Linked DNA regions of Homo sapiens: region 1 is linked to region 2. A link is an interaction called in ENCODE POLR2A ChIA-PET data of the cell type or tissue named here. Cell type or tissue: HepG2. All regions are shown on one strand. Links, peaks and the distances in the headings refer to the core of each region. The heading gives the core; the rest is flanking DNA.

Region 1 (6,692 bases), core at 1-5,000, 67 kb before region 2:
TTCTCTAGTTACTGTGTGACCTTGAGCCAATTACTTTGCCTCTCTGTGCCATAATTTCCACGTCAGTTAAATGGAGATGATAATAGTACCTGCCTCTTAGGGTTGTTGTGAGGATTACATTTGCCAACATACACAGAGCATGGTGTGTAATAAGTCCTTGGAGAAGGGAAGCTAGTACTATTGTGATGGAGGTGGTGATCCAGCTTAGGCTCTGGTACAGTAAGAAGGTCCATCAGGCTGTACCATGTGGCAGATGGAGCCCATGGAGGATGGAGGCCCCTGGCACACTGACTGTCCCCACTCATCCCCTGGGTAGGGCAGAAGTGTTCCCACACCGTACAGCCTGCCAGTGGGCATCAGGGAAACACCTGAGTCACCACGAGGAGTACGAGGCACTTGGGGGTTGCCCAGCTGACCAGGAGCACAGAGGGCTGCCCTGAAAGTGAGCCCCTCCCTACTCCTAGCAGAGACGGGGAAGGGAGACAACTGGACTTGGTGGGAAGGACTGGGCCCCAGGTGGCTTAGTTGCTCTGGCCCCAGACCAGGTCTCTCTAGAGCTCTGGGCCATTTGGGTTAAGCTTCTAACTACCACTGCCCATGAAATTCACCTGCCAATGGGCAATGGATGGAGTCATGCCCCTCCCTGCACCTAAGTTCTCTGAAGGGCTGAGTTTCTTCTTGGGGCCAGACAGTGGGTATTGGAATGGGAGCATGGGGGCTGCATGTGCACTGCAGGCTTTGTGTGTGTGTGTGTGTGTGTGTGTGTGTGTGTGTGTGTGTGTGTGTACACACATACATATATGTCAGAATTGGAATAGTCCAGGGGTTTGTTTTGCAAGAAATCCTTTTATTTTTATTTTTTGAGATGGAGTCTTGCTCTGTTGCCAGGCTAGAGTGCAGTGGTGTGATTTTGGCTCACTGCAACCTCTGTCTCCCTAGTTCAAGCGATTCTCTTGCCTCAGCCTCCCAGGTAGCTGGGATTACAGGTGCGTGCCACCACACCCGGATAACCAGGGGTTTTGCCATGTTGGCCAGGGTAGTCTTGAACTCCTGACCTCAGGTGATCTGCCTGCCTCAGCCTCCCAAAGTGCTGGGATTATAGGTGTGAGCCCCCTTGCCCTTCCCCCATGCCCCATGCAAGAAATTATTTTGCTAGGGACTACTTTTTGGTGAGGGGCTACATTGCTGCATTCGTGCCCCCTCATTCTGGCTCAGGGCCCTTGTGTTGTCTGGGGGTCTGAAGCTCCAGCCTCTTAAGTGGGGCAAAGCTGTGACATGATCAGAGGGCTTCTGGCTCTGGCATAGTGCTGGGGCGTGGAGAGGGGAGATAGCCAACACTGGGAGCCAGACCAAAAAAAAAAAAAGCCAGGGTTTTTTGCCGGCATACAAATTAAACTTAGTGCCTGGCTGTATTGTGGTTGTTGTTGTTGTTTTGAGACAGAGTCTCCTCTGTCACCCAGGCTGGAGTGCAGTGGTGCGATCTCGGCCCACTGCAACCTCTGTCTCCCAGGTTCAGGCGATTCTCGTGCCTCAGCCACCCACGTAGCTGGGATTACAGGCGTGCGCCACCATGCCTGGCTAATTTTTGTATTTTTAGTAGAGATGGGGTTTCACCATGTTGGCCAGGCTGGTCTCGAACACCTGACCTCAAGTGATCCACCCACCTTGGCCTCCCAAAGTGCTGGGATTACAGGCATGAACCACCGCACCTGGACTTTTTTTTTTGTTTTTGAGACAGGGTCTCAATCTGTCCTCAGGCTGGAGTGCAGCAGTGCGATCTTGGCTCACTGAAACCTCTCCCCTCCGGGTTCAAGTGATTCTCGTGCCTCAGCCTCCGAGTAGCTGGGATTACAAATGTGCACCACCGCACCTATCTGATTTTTGTGTTTTTAGTAGAGACAGGGTTTTGCCATGTTGCCCAGGCTGGTCTCGAACTCCTAGCCTCATGTGATCTGCCTGCCTCAGCCTCTCAAAGTGCTGGGATTACAGGCATGAGCCATGCCCAGCCCAGCCTGTGCTATCTTTAGTGCCAGGGCTTAAGAAAGGAAGAGGAGAATAGGGTTCATTGCAGGAATTGTGGTGGGTGGGGTGGCAGCTACCTGAGAAAATCTAGACAGTGGGCCTAGGTCCAGTGGGTCAGGGGAGAGAGCCTAGGGGTCAAGGTTGCTCCTGGCTGGGCAAGCTGAGAACAGGGAGCAACCTTGGCTCAGGGTAGATGACAGACCTCAGCTGTAGATGGAGCAAGGAGGCCATATGAAAATGGCAGGCTTCTGGCAAAATGCAGGGATGGGCTGCAGCACAGCAGTTCAATCTAAATAGGAGCAGCCCAAGGGACGTGGGTAGGTTTTAGAACAGCCAGGCTACAGCTCCCCTTCCTCTTCACTGGTGTCCTTGAGAGGCCACAGTCAGAAGAGACAATTCCAGGCTAGGGAGAGATGTCAGCGTGGGAACTAGAGACCCTGGTCCCAAATTCAGAACTCTAGCCAGAGTCCAGAACTGCATCTGAGTCTAAGAGGCAACCACTTACTTACACCTCCCGAAACTGAGAACAGTTTTACCGGTTCTGGTGAAAAAAACCCACTACCAGCTCATATGTGGGAGTGGGAGCTGAGGCTCTGCTGAGTAACACGGCCCAGTGCACACAGCTGTCAGGGCCTGGCCCGGCTCGAGTCCTGCTGTGTCCGAAGCTCTGCCGTTTTCTGCTTCGTCCTCTAGCATGTTCTGAGATGCCCTGTTGGGATCCTCAGGCCTGTCACTTTTGTCATCTGCAAGGGGGGCCTATAAGGCCTTAATGGGGGCTGGCGAGGCTTGAGTGGGAGCGTGACGCATAGTGGGAGCTCAGTCAGCTCCCTCCCCTCCCTCCAGGATTTGGTCCTGACAGGGAGCTCCATCAGGTCTTCCCCAGGGTCACCAGAGGCTCAGATGCTGTGTTGTCAAGTATATATACCAGGCAGTATTGTAGCTTTTCCTCCTCTGTTACTGCCTGCTAAGCGGGGACCCCACATCTTCACGTCCTCCTCTTCCTGGCTCTCATCACCACAGCCTGGTGTGCATTGCCCCGTGTCCACTGACACCCACGCCACATGGGTCCAAAAACAGAGTGTGTTCTCATTGCCTCATCCCACTCACCCTGGGCTCTGCCGCCACTGCGCTGTGGCTCTCGGGGGTCCCACCATCTGACCCTTGTCACCCGTGCTGCTCCTTCTCTTGGGACTCATCCCTTCTGAGGCCTCCCGTGGCCCCTTCTCACCCTCCCCTACCTCCTCCATCTCCAGGCTTTCAATCTGGTGGAGCATAAAGAATCAGTGTTTCTGGTACTTGTTATTTGGATAATGGCACCTAATGCTAAATGACGAGTTAATGGGTGCAGCACACCAGCATCGCACATGTATATATAGGTAACTAACCTGCACATTGTGCACATGTACCCTAAAACTTAAAGTATAATAATAATAAAATAAATAAATAAATAAAATAAAATAAAATAAACTTTGAAAAAAAAGATTTCAGCTAAAATTAGTTTCCTCTCCATGCCGAGTCTGAATATATTATAAAAATAAAAGAATAATTGTCTTTCACACAATTAAAAAAAAAAAAAGCTGACTAATGCCACTACAGTCACACACTGCTGTTGGTAATTGCTAGGGTCCTTTTTCCAGTATTGTGGCCAACTTCCACCCCAGAACCCCACTCTACTCTTGAGCTAAGTGTCTTTATGTCTCCTATTTTAAATTAGGATTGCGTTCAGTTGCATGCAACAGAAATCCGGCAATCAGTGCCTGGTAAAACAAGTTTGATTTTTTCACCTAACAAGCAGTCTGGAGGCCGGCATTGCAGGGTGGGTCCAGCAGCTTTGGGAGGCCACAGTGGCCAGGTGCTTTCGGACTTTTCACCCACCCTCCTACCCTGTCTTCTGCTGCTCCGAAGGCAGCTGCTACACCTCTAGGCATAGTATTCCTGTTCCAGGCAGGAAGATGGGAGGGGCAGAAGTTTGTCTCTCTATTAGGAAATAATAGCTTTTTCGGAAGCTCCTCCTGGTAGATTTCTGTTCACATATTGCTGGTCAGAATTATGCCAATGAACACTGTAGCTGCAAGAGAGCTTGGGGAAATTGAGTGTTTAGGTAGGCACAGATTGCTGATCCAGAGAAGACTGAGACTCAGAAGGAAGGAGAATGGAGCTGGGGAGAAGTAGGAGTGACTGCCCCAGCTGCCACTTGGAGAAAGCCACGGGGTGAGCAGGACAGCACCTGTGAACATTTCCTGTGCTCTGGGTCTGGTGCTTCTCAAGTTTAACACCCAGGGGCGAGTGGTCAGGGACTGATCCTTGAGGAACTGATGTACATTAAACAAACTATCAAGTCCCTGCAATGCAGTGTAAATGAGTAAAGAGCCTGCAGGGGAGAAACTGCCACTAGTGGAGACCATGCGAGTGGGCAGCCGATTGCTTGGCTCTGGGGGTGGGTGCCAGAGGCATGCAGGTGCCCAAGGGCCAGGTCTGCCCAATTTTCAAGAGAAGCCAGAAAACCAAAATTTTTAAAGGTTTTTTCGTTCTAACTCTATTTTGAAAAAAGTTCGGTGTTACAGAGTAAGTTGCAGAGATTGTACAGAGTCCCCACATATCCTTTACCCAGCTCACATTAAATCTTACATAAAGGAACACTGGTACAATACTATTAACCAAAGTCAGTGTGTTGTTCAGACCTTACCAGTTTTTCTGCCACTGCCCCCTTTCTGCTTCGGGGATCTGGTCCAGGATCCCACATTCATTTAGTTGTGTCTCTGTGGTCTGCTCCTGTCTGTGAGGCTTCCTCAGTCACAAAGCTAGAGGTTTACGTGACCTTTTCCAGGTTTTCCCACTCTAATGATTTGGAAATCATACATCGGCATCTTGAGACATCTTTTGAGAAGTAAAGGGACTTGAGCTGATTGAATGTTGATCACTCCCTCTCATCTTCCACATTATTAAGTTTTGCCTTCTTATTTTATTATAATTTAAATTATTTTTAAGCCAGGCACAGTGGCTCATGCCTGTAATTCCAATACCTTGGTAGGCCAAGGTGGGCAGATTGCTTGAGCCCAGGAGTCCAAAACCAGCCGGGGCAACATAGCAAAACCTTATCCCTAAAAAAAAATACAGAAATTAGCTGGTGTGGTAGTGCACACCTGTGGTCCCAGCTACTTGGGTGGCTGAGGTGGGAGGATCCCTTGAGCACGGGAGATAAAGGCTGCAGTGAGCCATGATTGCGCCACTGCACTCCAGCCTAGGCGACAGAGTGAGACTGTCTCAAAAAACAATAACAACAACAACAAAAAAACCCATCAGAAAACAGCTAAGAGTTTTGTGGTGGTGTTTTATTTTAGGTTCAGGGTACAGATGCAGGTTTGTTATGTGGGTGAACTTGTGTCACAGGCGTTTATTATACAGATTATTTCATCACCCAGGTACTAAGACTAGTACCCGATAGTTATTTTTTCTGCTCCTCTCCTCCTCCCAGCCTCCACCCTCAAGTAGGCCCCGAGGTTATTGTTAAGTCCAAGCAAGGGAAGGCCTGGTGGAAATGAATGTGTAGCCTTAACATGTTTTGTACAAACTTGGCTGTACATTACAATCACCAGGACAATTAAAAAATAAGAAACCCAATGTCCAAGCTGCTCCCCAAACCAATCAAAGGAGAATCTCTGGGGATGGGACCAGGCATCTGTCTTTTTAAAAACTCCCCAGTGACTACAGTGTACAGCCGAGTTGGCAGGTCTAGAGCAGGGAGAGAGAGCAGAAGGAGTCTCTGATCACTCCAGGTTCTGGTTCTGATGAGTGGGTAGACAGGCAGGTGGGTTGCTAAAGTAAAGATTACTAGAGGACGAATGGGTTTGGGGAAAATGATGGGTTCTGTTTGGATAGATTGAGTTTGAGCTGTCGGTAAAATATCTGAGAGTTGGGGTCCCACAGATGCTTAACATCTTAAAGCAGATCTTTTCTTCTCCTGATCCTTCCACAAGGTCTGGTGCAGACATTTCCCCGCTGGGAGACTCTCCACAGTACCTCATGATCTTATCATCTCTGACTGTGGCATTTGTGGATAATGTTTTACTTGCTAAGGGTTGGAACTGTCTCCTCCTGGGTGATGTGGACGTGGCATCACCACCCAGTAAGTTGTCACCTTGGAAAGACTCCAGGATGGAGCACATCTTCCTTTTTCTGATGTCTCTGCTATTGAGGCCATGGTTGCAGATCTGCTGTCAACATGAGCCAAGAACAGCAGGGCTTTATGTCTTTTTTCCACACCCAACCACTGAAAGGATGGGACTCACCCCTTCAGGAACAGTAGCACAGCAGAGCCGTGATTCTTGGGCCTGAGTGCTGATAGGGACAGGGTCGGGGATGGGAGGCGTGATGCATATCTGGATCTCCAGGTGGGCTGGAGAGTTGGGAAAAGCCCCTCAAGTCATTCCAATGTGCTTCCTGGAGACTCAGAACAGAAGGCAGCAGAGGAGGCAGGGAAGGGTGGCACAGTGATGTGTCACCTCTCTAGTTTATGGAGCCTGCTCCGAACCCCACAAACCCACTACAAGAGCCAGGTGGGAAGGGTGATAGGGCAGGTGACTTGTGATACAAGGAGCAGAGACCATGGTATAGCACTGCAGGAACTAGGGAAGGAGCAGGAGCAGAAGAACCCCCTCCATGACAGCAGC
Region 2 (6,799 bases), core at 1-5,000:
TTTTTTTTTGAGTCTTCGCTCCATTCCCCAGGCTGGAGTATAAGTGGCGTGATCTGGGCTCACTGCAAGCTCCGCCTCCTGGGTTCATGCCATTCTGCCTCAGCCTCCCGAGTAGCTGGGACTACAAGCGCCCGCCACTATGCCCGGCTAGTTTTTTGGTATTTTTAGTAGAGACAGGGTTTCACCGTGTTAGCCAGGAGGGTCTCCATCTCCTGACCTTGTGATCCGCCCGTCTGGGCCTCCCAAAGTTCTGGGATTACAGGCGTGAGCCACCACCCCCGGCTGAGAACGGTTATTTTAAAGCATAAAAGCAGTGCTTAACAATGCTGTATTTTGGCTGGGTGCGGTGGCTCACGCCTGTGATCCCAGCTACTTGGGAGGCCGAGGCAGAACTGTTTGAACCTGGGAGGTGGAGGTTGCAGTGAGCTGAGATCGCACCACTGCACTCTAGCCTGGGCAACAGCAAGAGTCCATCGGTGGTATGTGTGGGAGTCGGGGGGTCGGGGGAGATGCTGCATTTCTCAAAACAAGCCTTCCCTGTCCCTGAAATGAAGAACACAGGGTTTTTACTCTGAGCAGCTTTTGCTTTTTTAGCTTTTAAGAAGTTAACAGCACTTTCTTGGTAAGAAAGGTATAAAACCTAATGAGGATGAGCAGTGAATTTTGGTTCTCAAGACAGGTCCAGCCAGCTACTTGTTGTGGTTATTTTTCTTTTCTTTGGGCTTTTCTGTATTTTCTGAACCTCCTGTGATCTTTGCAATCAGAAGGAAAAGGGAAACTTCAGCTTAAAGCAAAAGCAATTATCTGAAGGCTCGTGTGCTAATCGCCCACAGATGTAATCGGTGTCCAGTGCAGCCTCCAGGAATTTCTGCTTCCTGGACCCCTCCTACCTACTGGGGCTCGGTACCCTCCCACCCATCCAGCAGGTGACAGTTTGGGGCTCCTAGTGGGATACCAGGCACACAACGTGGAGTCAGGCAGACCAGGTTGGAATCCTGATGTTGGCAGTGACTGGCTGTGAGAAGTACATTTAACATGTCTCAAGTTCTCCCGATCTGTTAACTTGAAGGTTGGACTAGAATGACCTAGAAGACTAGATTCTAGAGGGTTGCCAGATTTAGCAAATAAAAATGCAGGATGTCCTTAGTATTGCATGGAACATACTTAAATCATCTGTTTATCTGAAATTAAAATTTAACTGGGTCATCCCCATTCTGTTTAACCCTTTATTCTAGAGTCTCATCTCTAGCCTGCCACCCTTAGAGCAAATACAGTTTCATCCTGTGACAAGTGAGTCCAATCAGTTCACCCATATTTAACTGCAGGAGAAAAAGCTAGAACAGCCTCTTTGGGAAAATGTTTGCTTAAAGCTTTTTTTTTTTTTTTTTGAGACGGAGTTTAGCTCTGTCACCCAGGCTGGAGTGCAGTGGTGCAATCTCGGCTCACTGCAATGCAACCTCCACCTCCCGGGTTCAAGCTATTCTCCTGCCTTAGCCTCCTGAGTATTTGGGACTACAGGCGTGTGCCACCACACCTGCCTAATTTTTTGCATTTTTTTTTTTTTAGTAGAGACGGGGTTTCACCATGTTAGCCAGGATGGTCTTGATCTGACCTCGTGATCCACCCGCCTCAGCCTCTCAAAGTGCTGGGATTACAGGTGTGAGCCACTGTGCCCGGCCGCTGAAAGTCTTGAACTATCTCTGCCCCAGCCCTCTAAGGACTGTGGTCTGTCCCTACTGTGGACAGGTGGCTCAGGACAGCAGGGCTTTCCAGGCAGACATGGGTAGGTCAGCAGTTGTCACCTGGGGAGAGCGCTTACCCTCCTTGAGTCACTTAGGGTCAGTTGCTAACCCCTAGGCTTTGGTCTGTGTTGTGCTGGCTTATCAGGGGGCCCTGGAGCTTCCATCTCAGTCAATGTGCGACCTTGAGCACATCACTTCCCTTAGGTGACCTCAGGCCAGCACACACAAGTGCTCAGCTGGAAGCAGGAGGGAGTGAGGGAAATGTTGAGTGTGGGTAGGCCTTGGGGCCCCCCAAGAGATGATGGCATTGCAGGGGTTGGCGGTGATGACACACCAGGACCTAGGAGGAGCCCTCACCTGAAGCTGTTCCAATCCAAAGGTCTGGCACACAAGTGGTTACATGACTGACCCACAAACAAATAACTTTAATTTTTTTTTTTTTTTTTTTTTGAGCAGGAGCTGGGCCTTTGAGGGCCCCTGCTCCAACCCCAAGCTGCATTTATGATATAACCCATCACAGCTGGATTTTAAAAATACACAAAAAAATATATAATATACATTATAAAACCTAGGTGGGGTTTGGAGGTGGCCTGAGCGATATGCAAACAGTGAGGACCTTCAGGAAGCTCGGGCAGGGTCGGGATGAGGAAGGGAAGGGGCACAGTACTTCATATGAAACTCATAAATACCCACAGGTGGCTGCTGGACAGGCCCAGCTGGCTCTGGGGGCCTGGGTGTTAAGAAGGGACAGCAGGTGAAGGGTTAACCTTCAGTCCCAGAACTGGGTCTGGGAGCTGCTACTCTAGGCAGGTAGATTGAGGTGGGGAAGAACCTAAGGGAGCAGTGCCCACCAAGGGTTTGTCAGATTCAAGCCTCAGGCAAGAGAAAAATCAAAAGCCTTCTGCTACTCTCTCCCTCTGGGCCTCTGGTCTGCCCAGAGGCTGGGACTCCTTCCTCTACCTTGCTCTCAATCTGGAGGGTGCTGGGGGGTGCCCCATCTTCCTGGGGCCCCTGGCTGGCTTGTGGGCTAATGAGGTGCTAATGGGGTCTAGTAGCTGCTGTGCTCCCTTCTTCATGCCCAGTCTGAAACAGGTGCTCCCCTAACCCAGCGCCCCTCGATGAGGCTCCACTCCACACTGCAGAGCCTCTCCCCTACCCTGCGGCCAGCCCCCGCCCCAGGGAGGTAGTATAAACCTGGGCTCTGGGGACAAGCAGCCCTGGATGAGAACTCCAGCTCTGCCCACCTCTCCTGTGGGTCCCTCAACTTCCTGGAGCCTGGGCACTTCATCTGAAACCCAGAGACCTACGCTCGCTGTGCGGAGTCTGAGGACCACACAAGCCATGCAAGGAGTCTGGGCACCAGGCCTGGGACACAAAGGGGCAAGGAAGTGTGGGCCCCTCTGTCCTCAGTCCAACCCCAACCGGACACTCCCAGGGCCTCTGCTCACTGACTCCCTTGGTCTCCATCCTGCCCTCACCTGCCCATCATGCTCCCCCAAGGGTGGGTGGGGGTACAGTGGCCACACATGCTGGAGGCTGAAGGTGTCCCCTATCCCCACCTCTCTGAGGTCACGCGAGGCTGGGCAGAGCAGGGTGATGGTGGGTCAGCGCCCCGGACAGGCTGCCCCACCGCTGAGCCCTCCTCTCCTCTCTTCTCCCACAATTAAAGCGCAGAACAGTGGCAGGGAGTGTGTGTGCTGGGGTAGGTGGGGAGGCCTCCTGGGTCCTGGGCCTGAGGCCTGGCAGGTAGATGAATCCTCAATCCTGGACCCCCCCAGGGGTGCCAGGCAGGTGTGGAGAGGAGATGCTCACCCTGCATCCTTAAGGAGGCGCAGAGGGCACCCTAGTCTTTGACGAGCTTGTAGACATGGTGCTGGGCCCCGTGCTCACTGGTGGAGACTTCGAAGACAAAAGCAATGACAAGCAGGGTCTCCTGGGAGTCCCGGCTCGTGACCACCTGGGGGGTGAGCAGGTAAGAGATTCAGGAGGTCAGGGAGAAAAGGGCCACGGGGCAGGGGGCTGAACAGACCATTCTCCTTTCCGGATCTATGCCTCTCAGCCAAGCGATGTGTCTGGCTACCCAACTTGGAGGCCCTGGCCTGTGGGACTCCCCACGACCCCTGCTGCCCCCATACCTGCAGGATGGTGAAGTTCTCCAGCACGCTGTTCATCATGTACTTCTCGGGCAGGTGCTTCAGCTTGTGGATGAAGTTGATCATGTACTCGCACATGGGCGAGCGGTGGATACGGTACACAAAGCGCCCGTTCTCCAGCCTGGCATACTCAGTCTGCAGAGAATATGGAGAAGGCGTCACTCGGCCTGCCTGCTCCCAGCCCCACCAAGCCACCCAGAGCCCCCACTCACCTCCACCTTCTCTACCACCTGTTTGCCAAAGGAGCACACCTTGGTGGAGACGCTGATGGTCATGCTATCAGCAGAGCTGTACTGAGAGCTGACCCCATAGAAGGCTCCCGGGCCCTCCTGGATGGTGCTGTTGAGGTCGGCCTGGGCATGGGGGTGGGGGGTGTTAGGTGCTGGCAGAGACCAGAAGTATTCCCGCCACACCACATCAGAGTCCTGCCCAAGGATCCATCTCTGGCACTCTGCCCACAAGCCATGAGGATGCAGCAGGGTCAGAGGTCAATGCAGTGGGCCTGGATGTTGCACCTCTGGGGTGGGGAAGGGGGCTTGGAGCAGAGAAGGCCAGGGGGACTCACCCAGAACTTGACAAGGAAGAAGGCATTAGGGGGCCCCTTCTCATAGAGCTCCTTCAATCCTCCCTTTTTCTCGGGGAATTTGTCATAGATCTGGCGCACATCTACTGCCTCCAGGGGTGGGTCTGAGAAGGCGGGGTTCGTCTGGCCGATGTGCACAAACAGGTGTTTGCTGTACTGTGGGGAGGGCCCAGACAGGGTCAGGAGAGTACTCAGGCTTGCAGGCCCGGGGGCGGGGAAGGGAGCACTGCACAGGTATAGAATTGCCTAGGGCTTCCTGAACAGGCCAGACCCCCAACCCCCAGATCCTGAGTTGCAGCCCTGGATCACCCGGCCGGCCTCTCCACAATTGTGCAAAGCCTCACCCTCACCCCCAAACACGTTACCGTGTCAGGGTCTCGCTGCACCTCCATGAAGGCTGAATACTCCAGGAGCCGCAGCCGGGAGGAGGCAATGGTACGGTCCTGCCACACAGGCACAGAGGCAGCAGCTGAGGGGAGCGGGGCCAGGGGCTCATAACCTGGGAGGGCGAGACAGATTTTCATCTGCATGGATGCATGCAGGTGCTTACTGACAAAGCTGCCCCCAGCTTGCAAAGGTGCCCCTTTTGGGAAGGAACATGAGTTGGATTTTGACTCCCCTACTATGTGTCCTTGTACAGTGTACAACCTGCACAACCATACGTGGTGGCCCTAGTAGTATATATCAAAAACATTTCCTTGTGTGTTTAAACAGAAAACACAGAGAAGTAAAAAAGGGAAAGAACAATTACCCAGAATCCCACCATCTAGAAAGAGAAAGTCTTGTTAAGATTTCAGTGCATTTCCTTATGGGGAGTTTTCTATCCATAGAGATGTGTGTAAATGTAGGTTTTGGTGGTGTGTGCTTGTAGCTGTGTATTGGCTATGGTTTTTTTGTTTTTCTGAGATGGAGTTTCACTCTTGTTGCCCAGGCTGGAGTGCAATGGCACAATCTTGGCTCACTGCAACCTCCACCCACTGGGTTTAAGTGATTCTCCTGCCTCAGCCTCCCAAGTAGCTGGGACTATAGCCATGCGCCACCACGCCCAGCTAATTTTTGTATTTAGTAGAGACGGGGTTTCACCATGTTGTTCAGGCTGGTCTCGAACTCCTGACCTCAGGTGATCCACCTGCCTCAGCCTCCCAAAGTGCTGGGGTTACAGGCATGAGCCACCACGCCTGGCTTGGCTATGGTTTTGTGCCAGAGATCTGGAAGCAACATTGTACAAGGTAAAGGGGCTATTCCTGGCCTGTCCCAATCTCCTGTAGATGTCGCAACCCCCTCCCTCCCAAAGCAAACACACACAGTTGGACCCCAGCTCTCCTGAGTGGAGGTGCAGGTGCCAAGGGAGAGCACCTCGTGTGGGGAACTTACTGCTGAGCGTCGGCGGCAGGGGCGGCTGGATGGGGTAGGCTGGCTGTGCAAAGGGCTTGATGCTGCAGACAGGAGCACAGCCTGGTGAGAGGGTTCCCTCTTCCCTACCTTCCACCTGGCCCAGCCCCTCTTCCAAGACCCCAGGAGCAAGCCACCCAGCCTTTCTGCTGAGGCCCAGAAACGCATGCTGAAAAGCTAACTCGCAAGCTTTTTGTTTTCTGCACATTTTAGCTTTTGTGAAATCCTGCTGCGTCTCCCAGCTGATCTGCCCATTTAGTGTAGGATTTCATTTCAACCTTCCCCACCCCCCACCCTGAAAAGCTGCTCCTTAAGCTGAGGGTCTTTTGATGAAAGTTGTTTTAGAGTTGAAGAACCAGCACACTTGACCACCTGACTTGTTAACTGAGAGACTGCCTCAGAAACTGAGCAGAAAGTAAACAAAGAGATGGATGACAAGTGGATGCATGCTGATGAGAGAATGCATAGTGAACAGCCAGCGCATCAGCTGTCCTGTTGCCACTCTCCAGCTTTTTTTTTTCTTTTTTCAGAGACAGGGTCTCCCTCTGTTGCTCAGGCTGTAGTTGCAATGGTGCAATCAAGTCTCACTACAGCCTGGAACTCTGGAACTCCTGAGCTCAAGCAATCCTAGCCTGCCTTGGCCTCCCACGTAGCTAGGACTACAGGCACGCACCACCACACCCAGCTAATTTTTTTTTTTTTTTTTGAGAGAGCAAGTCTTGCCCTGTTACCCAGGCTGATTCTGAACTCCTGGCCTCAAGCAATCCTCCCACCTCGGCCTCCCAAAGTGCTAGGATTGATTACAGGTGTGAGCCACCACCCAGCCTGCATCCCTCTATTTTTGAATTAAAACTTTGCTCAGCTGTTGCTGGAGCCCAAATGGGAGGGAAGCCCTGTGCGGCTGCCAGGAGGAAGAGGGCGTGGGATGA

The links. Peaks named below come from ENCODE experiments on the same cell type or tissue, not always from the same donor. Only the 100,000 strongest peaks of a DNase experiment are listed, where the experiment ranks them.
Region 1: POLR2A ChIA-PET joins it to region 2 with 5 read pairs; 16 of 35 experiments call an interaction of 5 or more read pairs at or near these places.

The regions. Positions count from the first base shown.
Region 1 is chr6:35,404,215-35,410,906 of GRCh38, forward strand. The region is part of intron 2 of PPARD (peroxisome proliferator activated receptor delta); the gene reads left to right. Among named protein-coding and RNA genes, the nearest start is that of FANCE, 45 kb to the right of the region's middle. RefSeq lists an enhancer at 6,441-6,692. In HepG2, for the core only: a CTCF peak has its summit at 2,225; no DNase peak of the experiment used is centred there.
Region 2 is chr6:35,471,459-35,478,257 of GRCh38, forward strand. It overlaps TEAD3 (TEA domain transcription factor 3), which reads right to left. Exons shown (of 13, transcript NM_003214.4): 8 at 5,853-5,914; 9 at 4,844-4,977; 10 at 4,461-4,634; 11 at 4,108-4,248; 12 at 3,878-4,030; 13 at 2,139-3,699. The coding sequence ends at 3,586. Among named protein-coding and RNA genes, the nearest start is that of MIR7111, 4.4 kb to the left of the region's middle. RefSeq lists an enhancer at 3,054-3,193. In HepG2, for the core only: no CTCF peak of the experiment used is centred there; DNase peaks (open chromatin) are centred at 1,373 and 1,933.